2 separate regions of the Homo sapiens genome follow, and region 1 is linked to region 2. Evidence: read pairs that join two places in POLR2A ChIA-PET (ENCODE). Cell type or tissue: MCF 10A. All regions are shown on one strand. Links, peaks and the distances in the headings refer to the core of each region. The heading gives the core; the rest is flanking DNA.

The links. Peaks named below come from ENCODE experiments on the same cell type or tissue, not always from the same donor. Only the 100,000 strongest peaks of a DNase experiment are listed, where the experiment ranks them.
Region 1: POLR2A ChIA-PET joins it to region 2 with 6 read pairs; 2 of 35 experiments call an interaction of 5 or more read pairs at or near these places.

Annotation. Positions count from the first base shown.
Region 1 is chr22:35,893,284-35,897,682 of GRCh38, reverse strand. All of the region lies in intron 2 of RBFOX2 (RNA binding fox-1 homolog 2), which reads left to right. It also overlaps the pseudogene NDUFA9P1. Among named protein-coding and RNA genes, the nearest start is that of RBFOX2, 130 kb to the left of the region's middle. In MCF 10A, for the core only: no CTCF peak of the experiment used is centred there; a DNase peak (open chromatin) is centred at 2,512.
Region 2 is chr22:35,782,710-35,787,108 of GRCh38, reverse strand. The region is part of intron 3 of RBFOX2 (RNA binding fox-1 homolog 2); the gene reads left to right. Among named protein-coding and RNA genes, the nearest start is that of APOL5, 67 kb to the right of the region's middle. In MCF 10A, for the core only: no CTCF peak of the experiment used is centred there; a DNase peak (open chromatin) is centred at 2,728.

The DNA of each region.
Region 1 (4,399 bases), core at 296-4,295, 110 kb before region 2:
ACGTCGTAGATGTATCCAAAGGAATTGTTAATGCAGTTAAGGATCCTGATGCCAATGGGAAAACCTTTGCTTTCGTTGGGCCAAATCGATATCTCCTCTTTGACCTGGTGAAGTACATCTTTGCTGTGGCTCACAGCAAAGGGGTACTTCCTCCCGTACCCCTTGCCACCTTTTGCCTATCAGTGGGTAGCAAGAGACTTTGAAATAAGCCCATTTGAGTCCTGGACAACAAGGGATAAAGTGGAGCGTATTCACATCACAGACATGACCTTGTCTCACCTGCCCAGCTTAGAAGACCTTGGTATTCAGGCAACACCACTGGAACTCAAGGCCATTGAGGTGCTGCGGCTTCATCACACTTACTGCTGGCTGTCTGCTGAAATTGAGGATGTGAAGCTGGCCAAGACCGTCAACATTTAGTGCCTCCCGAGCAACTCTTGGTTTTGGTGTCTTTTGGGTCAGCCCGTGTGGTTTGAGCACCCAGCCAGGTGGTCTCTTTAGAGAATCCTGTACACAGTGAATAAGATCCCACCATTAAAACATTTGAGGTTAAAAAGAAAAAAAAAGAATGAGTGTCGAGTAATAAAAGACTCTTCAAAGAATTTGAAAAAATGAATCTCTTATCAGTGTAATTTTAATATAGTTATTTACAGTATGGTATGGGGAGTGTTGGTGACTTAAGATTTAGGGCATGAGCCATGTAACTAGAGAGGAAAGTTGTGTATAAAAACTGATTATGGACATGTAAAAGAGTCTAAGTAACACTTTATGGAAAGTCAAGATTTATTTTTCTTTTTTTCTTTTATTTAGAAAACAGGCTATCTCAGTTTCAGGCTTGGAAGTTCTTTCTCCTCTTTTGTACTAGAAATGTAGTAATCTTGCCTTCAGAAGAAGCAGAGAGGTTCTATGTAGAGAAAAAGAAAAGGTTTGGGTGAGGCCAAGAAGAATACCTGCCCCACCTCTCCAAGTTTAAATGAGCTGGGAGTTTAAGGTGGGAGGAGAGAAAACGTTCGTCTGCGGAAAGCATGCGTTCAGTGTGAAAGAAAAGGAAAAGTGATTCTATTTCTACCCTAAGAGGAAGAAACCCCACTATGGCAGGTAACTAAGCCCAGAGCACGCACAGTGGGAATATTAGGTAGGGAGAGTGAAAGTACCTGCATGGGGCCTACCTTGAATGTGAGACTTGTAGACCTTACTTGGAGATTTTATAAGCAGGAAGGAGCTGTTTCAGCATGTCTGAGGGGGAGCCAAAACCCTGAGGCAGCTGGAAGGTGGTTTTTGTTTGCTTTTTATTTTGTTTTGTGTTTTCTTTAATGAGTGGGAAGGAGTGGAATATTCCTCAAAACCTGTTACCGTTTGAGAATGTTTTGTGCACCTACTGTGTGCTAGGTACTATGCAAAAGACTCCATGGCCAAAAATGGATGAGCCAAGACGAGATGTTAGGTCTCCACTGAGGAAGATGTGCAGAGGAGAAGTGGTTTGCTATAGGAATACTTGGAGAAGTAGCCCACAGAGGTGGTCAATGCCATGTTACAAACACCAGTCCCCACAGAGAAAGGAGAGCTCACTCACAGCTGGGGTTTGCTTTTGGATTTGAACATGGAGAAAGGGGTCGGGGAAGCAAGGAACACGTATGGGCATTGACATTGGCATTAGAATATGGGGGATAATTACGTGATTTTCTGAATAAAAACCATTAGGACAGGTGATTTGATAATACTTGTTCACCACTGGGCATAATGAATGAAAACTCGCCTGGCATATAGGAAGTACTTAATAAATGTTTGAACTGAATTAAAATTAGAAAACATGGTCACCAGGAACATGGCAGACAGTTTACGTAGTTATATCATTACAACACCTCTGAAAGGAGTATTAAACCTATTTTTTGGTAGAGGAAACAGAAGCCTGGACAGGTTGGAAACTTTCCCCAGGCCATAATGATAGTACTTGTAGATCTAGAATTGAAACCCAAGCCGTGCACCTTAGCCCGTCTGCGTGGTGAGTAAAGTGTCTGTACCATGCTACGAGCTCATGATCCACTTGACTCCTTCAGAAGCCAGGCTATGTTGATGTGAACTAGGGCAGTAGTAATAAAAAAGATGAAAAGCCTATTCAGTTTTATATCTTAAGTTTTCCTGTGTTTTGAAATCTTGCAAGATTAAGAATTATTAGTGGTGAAATGACGTAAAGAATAGTGGTGTCAAGCACACATTGTGAGAAAGGAATGTGGGCTCTGAGCAGGTTCTGTGTGTGTGCTTGGCTTCTGCAAGGGGCTCCACAATTGGGGCAGAGGGAAAGCTTGGCTCACTTGCCTTGATCTTAGAGGGCAGAGATTTTTGATTGCTTCATTCATGTTTAAAGAACTCATCTTAAACTAATGTATATCTAGCACTAGAAACTGGTGCTGGTGGTTTATTACTGACCCCACCCATCCCTGTCTTTTGCAATAATCTTTGTGAGTGGTGATTGTGTTTCTAGAAGTAGAATTGCAGAGAGAGATTCCCTGAAGGCAAATACAGAGAGAGTGTGCTGTACACTCTAGTTCAGATACTCAGAGCTGGGAACTCCCAGAGAGAGAGAGAGAAAGAGAGAGAGAGAGAGGGAGGGACGGAGGGAGGGTGAGAGGGAGGAGAGAGAACAACAGAACAGTCAGCTGGAGCGGAGGGGGGAGGAGACCAGTCTTTTCTTTTTTTTTTTTTTAGGATTTTTTAACTCAAGTGATTTTGGGGGGTTTCTCCCCACCTCAAACTCTTGCCCCCCAGTTTTGGCATCTTCTTTCCTGTGGTTCACTGAAGTGCCTTTTTGCAGTCCAGGATCCACTGACCGCTGAGTTTGAGCAGCCCGATCTGACATGATGTACCTCTGGGTGAGTACAGAGTGCTGTGGGTGAGGGTTTGCACTTGCACATATAAGGAGTGGAAAGCTGCGAGGTTCTGCTGTTGCACAAATGGCCTCCCCACAGAGCACAGACTGCCACATCCCCTTCTGTTCCAAGGTGTTAGGTTTTTAAAACCTAGCGGTGATTGTGACATTGTTTTTTTTCCTCCCCCTATGTTGTTTATCTTGTCAGACTTAGGCGCAAGGGCTGAACTCCCTGCGCAGTACCATCCCCTGGGCTTGGTAGGTTTGGAGAAGGCAAGTGGGGCAGGTGAAGTTGTGAGCTGGTTGCTTCAGGAACTGCAGTCTTCCTGGTGGCTCAGGATCGACTTGTGTTTTGTTTTGGGGGTACTGACCTTGTTAAGCCATGTCTTTAGATATTGAGAGCCAATAGGCGGCATGATTATTAATTAGGAATAAGCTTTCATAAGCTTTTATCTAATAATTTTTACTATCCTTCACAATAGTCTTGTGAAATAGGTCACTCACTACTGTTATTAAAATTGTGTGAGGAAAGTAATTAAGCCACAAAGAGTGACTTGCCCGTAGTTAGAAATCAAGTCTATAGCAGTTAGAATAGTAATTAATAATGAGACATTATAAAGCATTTTATATTTGCCAGGAATGTAGTACCTTCTATTACTGTAATTTACCGTCAATAGTAGCATTGTAGTTTGGGATGGAGAGAAACTTTCTGGGACTGGAGAAGTTTGTAAATTATGAAATGTGATAACTTTTAGAGAAATGTCAGGGGAAATAATAGAGAAACTGCTCCCCCAAGCCGCCTGCAATTTTTAGTTGTTAAGACAAGAACATCTTACAGTCCGTTGCAAAGATGGCAGTATGTCTCTTGAGCAAACAGCTGTTGTGTGTTGCTAAGGGAGCCTACTAGATGTGATGCTCTTGGCTACTAACCAGCTTTTTGAAAGTTTCCCTTTGCCCTTTGCCCTTCAGCCCAGATGTCTGGAATTGCAGGAACCTACTTGGCTAACACAGGCTAAATTTATAAATTATCAGAAAGCAAATGTTAACTGCGTTTGCAGAGATGGAGCTTGTTCACAGAAGATGTATATGTATGTGTGTATGTTCGGAGGGGCTGCTTTTCGTGCTTCTCCCTTCATGTTTAAATATGACCTTGAAATATTATTTTCTCTTCTCTATTGATTTTTTTTGTAGTATTTGTAAGAGCTCAGAACTTTTCTGACACACTAATGTGCATTAAGTAGTTTTCGCCTCCCTGTAAACTAGTCATCTGTGCAGGCTCTTTGCAGCCTTGTGGGTGGGATTGATCAGCCCTGTTGACCTGAAGGATGGGCTGTTCTGTCTTTTGATTTGTTTGGAAGAGGAGTTATGAAAGGAAGCAAGTTGAATTAATCTCATTTTCACTCACTTATGTTTGATGAAAGCAGACAGTGACAGTCTCCTTAGTTATTTCCTTTGTGCTTATGTTACAGTTACTTGTGTATTTATCTCAATTTTTTTTTTTACTTATTAACCCTGGAACAGAGCTTCCCTACC
Region 2 (4,399 bases), core at 261-4,260:
GAGATTGCCACACTGCACTCCAGCCTGGGCGACAGAGGGAGACCCTTACTCAAAAAAATTTAAAAAGGTATAGAACCCATGTCACCTCTAGTGTAGCCTTCCGTGTCTCTTACCCATGCCTGTCTCCACTCCCGGAGACTCTTGCTGCATGAGATGAGAGTCCTAAGAAGGTAAGAGAGGGGTGGGGTTCGTATGGGTTCTCGTTTCTAATGAGAAGAAGAGAGGATGGGTACAGTGCTAGAAAGGAAGTGATTTCACATATGAAATTGGGCTGCCTAGTTTTGAATTCCTAGTCTGCTGCTTACTGTGTGACCTTGGACAACTAACTGAACATCTCTGCACTTAGCATCTTCCTCTGTCAGTTGGAGATAATGGTAGTACCTGTTTCACAGAGTTATTGTGAGGGTTAAAGAAAATAATATATGTAAAGTACAATATAATGGCTAAGAACATGCACTCCAGGCCAGGCGCTGTGGCTCACGCCTGTAATCCCAGCACTTTGGGAGGCCTAGAGTTAGAAGTCAGGATCCTCGTGACCCTTTGCCAGGGGAACCGTGACTGGTGGGGGCCCCCCAGGGTGCTTCTGGTATCTTGTTTCTTGATCTAATTTGGTGGTTACATGGGTGTACGTTTCATTGTGAATATTCAGCTCTATGCTTATAATTTATGTATTTTTATCTATGTATGTTAAACTTCAATTTAAAAATTGCATTAGATCAGAAGTCTTGAGAATTTAGGAAATGATAGGTCACTTTTTTCTACATGGCAGATCGACTTAGAATTAAAGATTTCATACTTAAAAACAAGGGGGACGGGTGTTCACTACAAGCTGCAAAATTAACCAGTCTTGCTTCTGATCTTAAATTGTGTCTTCAGAGAAGCAAAGAACTATGAAGAGCTACAGATAAGCACCTTGGGCAACATACTTTGAAGTAATCATTAGTTTTCATTTATCCTGCCACTTCACATACACTGTGACAGATTACATGGGCTACATATAAAGTTATATGTAAAAGTGTAATTTGGAGTTTGTGGAATCAGTCTTTTTAACTTTCCTCAGAGTGATACATTGTCATCTTGCAGACCAGATCTGGTGGTTTTAAAGTTTGATTGAAGATAAAGTTTCATGTGATCCAACTGTGAGATGTTAAGAGGCAAGTTTGAAGGTGCTTGAATGAGCATTAGTTGTAATTGATGCTTGTTGCTTTGACTGCGTGTTGGTTTGCTTGATGCTGTTTTAGTAACTTAGTGAGTTTCATCTTTAAATGGGATTTGTGTTACTTAGTCTGCATTGTGCCAAGACTGATAATTGAAAACCGTACACTTTCACAGAACATTGCTTCATAGCTCTTCCCTTTTCTGCTATTTTTATATCACATGAATCATTGCACATTTAAGCCATCTGCAAGGCCTGAATGGAATGAGATAAAAAGCTGCCATCACTTAAATTGACACTTGAAAAGCTGTTATTCATTTGGAGTTTATTCCTGATTATCCTTTATATTTTAAAGTTTCAAACTTCATTTCAAGATGGTTGCCAACATCTCTGAGCCAGAAGTATCTCTGATTCACAGCTTCTTTTAGCCTGAAAGTCAAAGGGAGGGGATGCATCCTGTCACCTAGAAGAATCTGTTGGGGACTCACTTCTATCTCATTTGAGAGAATAAGAACAGCAAGTTCCACTCCTGTTTTAAAAGTATGTTGGTTTAATCAGCTCAGCAAGCCATCGGGTTTGGCATGCACTTCATAGGGAATAGTAAAAACACAAGGCTCTTCGATTGCCAGATGAATACTTCAAAATTGCATGCCTAGAATGTGTCACACCTGTTAGATACTTATCAAAAATTTTCTCAACATAACTTTTTTGAGGATTTAGTGAAAAAAATAATTAGATAAATGCATGCTGGGATGTTGCAAAAGAGATTCATGATTAAAAATGCATATTCAGCCGGGTGTGATGGTGCGTACCTGTAGTGCCAGCCATTCGGGAGGCTGAGGTGGGAGGATCACTTGAACCCAGGAGGTTGAGGCTGCAGTGAGTTTTGATCTCGCTATTATACTTCAGCCTGGGGGACAGAGTGAGACACTGTCTCAATTGAAAAAAATAATAATAAAATAAAAATAAATAAATGCATGTCCACCCTTTGCAAGAGGCCTGGAGTGGGATCGCGCCCTCTGTGGAGTGGGTCGCCACCTCTGTCACGGTCCTCAAACCCTGCCACCGCCCTGGCCTAGGAGCCTGCCCCACCGCAGCGGCCGGCAACGCAGCAATCTGCCGGCGGTGGTCGCGGCCCCCGGGCCCTCTCACGGCAACCAGCTGCGGGCCTCCCGGGGCAAAAGCCCATGGGCCACCACCATGGCCCTCAAGATGGTGAAGGGCATCATCGACTGCATGTTCGACAAGAACCTGCAGGACTTGGTCCGCGGCTTCTAAAACCACAAGGAGGATGAGATTGAAGAAGAATGGGGATAGTGACCACCAAGCATCTGTCTTCATTGAAGGATGCCCATGCAGCCCTTGGGCAGTGGAAGCCTTAGAAAGTCTTCTACCTGAATGACTGCCTGACTGCCTGCCTGCCTCCCTGCGTGGACAGCAAAGGCTGGCCTGAAGGAGAGCAGCTGTCTGATACCGCACCACTCCCAATACCAGAGGCTATGTCGGGCATGAGGTGCCAGGAGGGCAGGGAGGTTAAGGAATTTGCCTGCAGGCACCCAGTCACCCTCAGCCCATGTGCCTCTCCGTGGGAACCTGAGTTCTTGCCTTATTGTTACACTTTTCCAGAAGTGGTGTGACTTCGCCTGCCTCTGGCCTAATGAGATCATTTTTGTTCATCTCCATCCCCTTTCCCTTGGTTTTCAGCATATCAGAAGCTCTCCCTAACTGCTTTGGTGACAATGTGTAACTAACTTATGTACTCTTCAGATTCTTTTGAGTTGAAGGCATAGCTGATTGGCCTGGATTTTATTTTACTGAGCGTGATTCACCAGATTGGAAATGTGGTTTGCTTCCTGGGAGGACTTTTTCTGCACAGGCAGGATCTCCCAGTGCCCGTCCCTGCCCGCTTCAGCGCATGTCACTGAGCAGCCTGTTCTGGCATCCTGAGGACGGGCCACGGGGTCTGTCCAGCAGAGGACCATGCATTGTAGTCTAGGGTGTGGTTTTCAGGGGGGTGTGCCTGTCTTCACTGGGAAGCCCCTGAGCCTGGATTTCTTCCTTTGGAATTGGTGTGAGTTGATAGTGCCTTCCTTACAGGCATGGGCCCATTCAAGCGGGTATTGGTGGTGGAAACATTTTTAGAGTAGTGTGGGGCCGTCCTTGAAAGTTCCAGGCTTCCTTGTGGGCCCTGCTATTGGCCAATCAGTGATTCCATGCAGGACACGTGGTGTCTGGGGGCCCTGGCTTTCTCATCAGAAGACCATCTTTATGGCCCGGAAGGTCATTATTCAGGTGTTCACTTCTGATTCCGGATGTTCTCTGCAGCTGCTGGAGTTTCCTGATTGGAGAACAGCAAATGACTGTTCAATGACCATTCTAGTGGTCACCCCCTCCACGCTGTGCCCCCCCAAACTCGCTTTTGAAAAGCAGCTACCCTGTAGACCTCATGTTGTAGGTTTTTCCCACCCACCACACCCAAAATGCAGACTCTTGGCGTGTGCTTTTTCTGCAGCAGTATAGTTTCAAAAAAAAGTTTTTATTTTGTAATATATTTTCACTTAAAACTTGAGTGTGGCATCATGGAAACAAGGCTTAGCAATGATTTTAAAAGCCACGTGGAAAGGCAGCGTGATTGAGTGGAAATCAGATGAAGTTTGGGAGATCTGAGTCCAGGTGCTCCGACTGGCTTAATGGGGTGGCCCACGGAGAGCTCCCTGTTCTGTCTCCTCCTGTGTAACATGGGAACATGGGATGAGTTGCCTCCCTCCTTGTGGAATGGTGCTGAGGATGCTGCAGCAAAAACGTGGTTTTCTGGAAGCACCAGAGTGCTCAAAGAGGTTGTTTAGTTCACTGTTTTCCGGTCCTCAGGCTGTGACCTCTTAGTGGGTTGTAAATTCAATTTACCGGGTTATGGTAGTTAAGAAAAAGGAAAACAAACTAGAAAATAACAGAGTGCAGGCACATACAGTAGCTGTCCTGTCTTGAAACTTTGATTTCTGCATGTGATTCTTGTGTGCATGTGTGAGCGTATTGGGTTACCATGCACAACCCATTAAAATGAGTGCAAAAAGTAAAAAATTAAAAAATAAATAAATAAATAAATGCATACCCACACTCATTTATACTCTTTAACTGTGGGTATGTGCAAATCTTGCATTTTTATGCTAATTAGCAGATGAGTCAGGGTCTCTAAAGCCTTTTCCAACAGTTAGATTCTCTCAATGCAGTTTGCTCTGGGCTGCA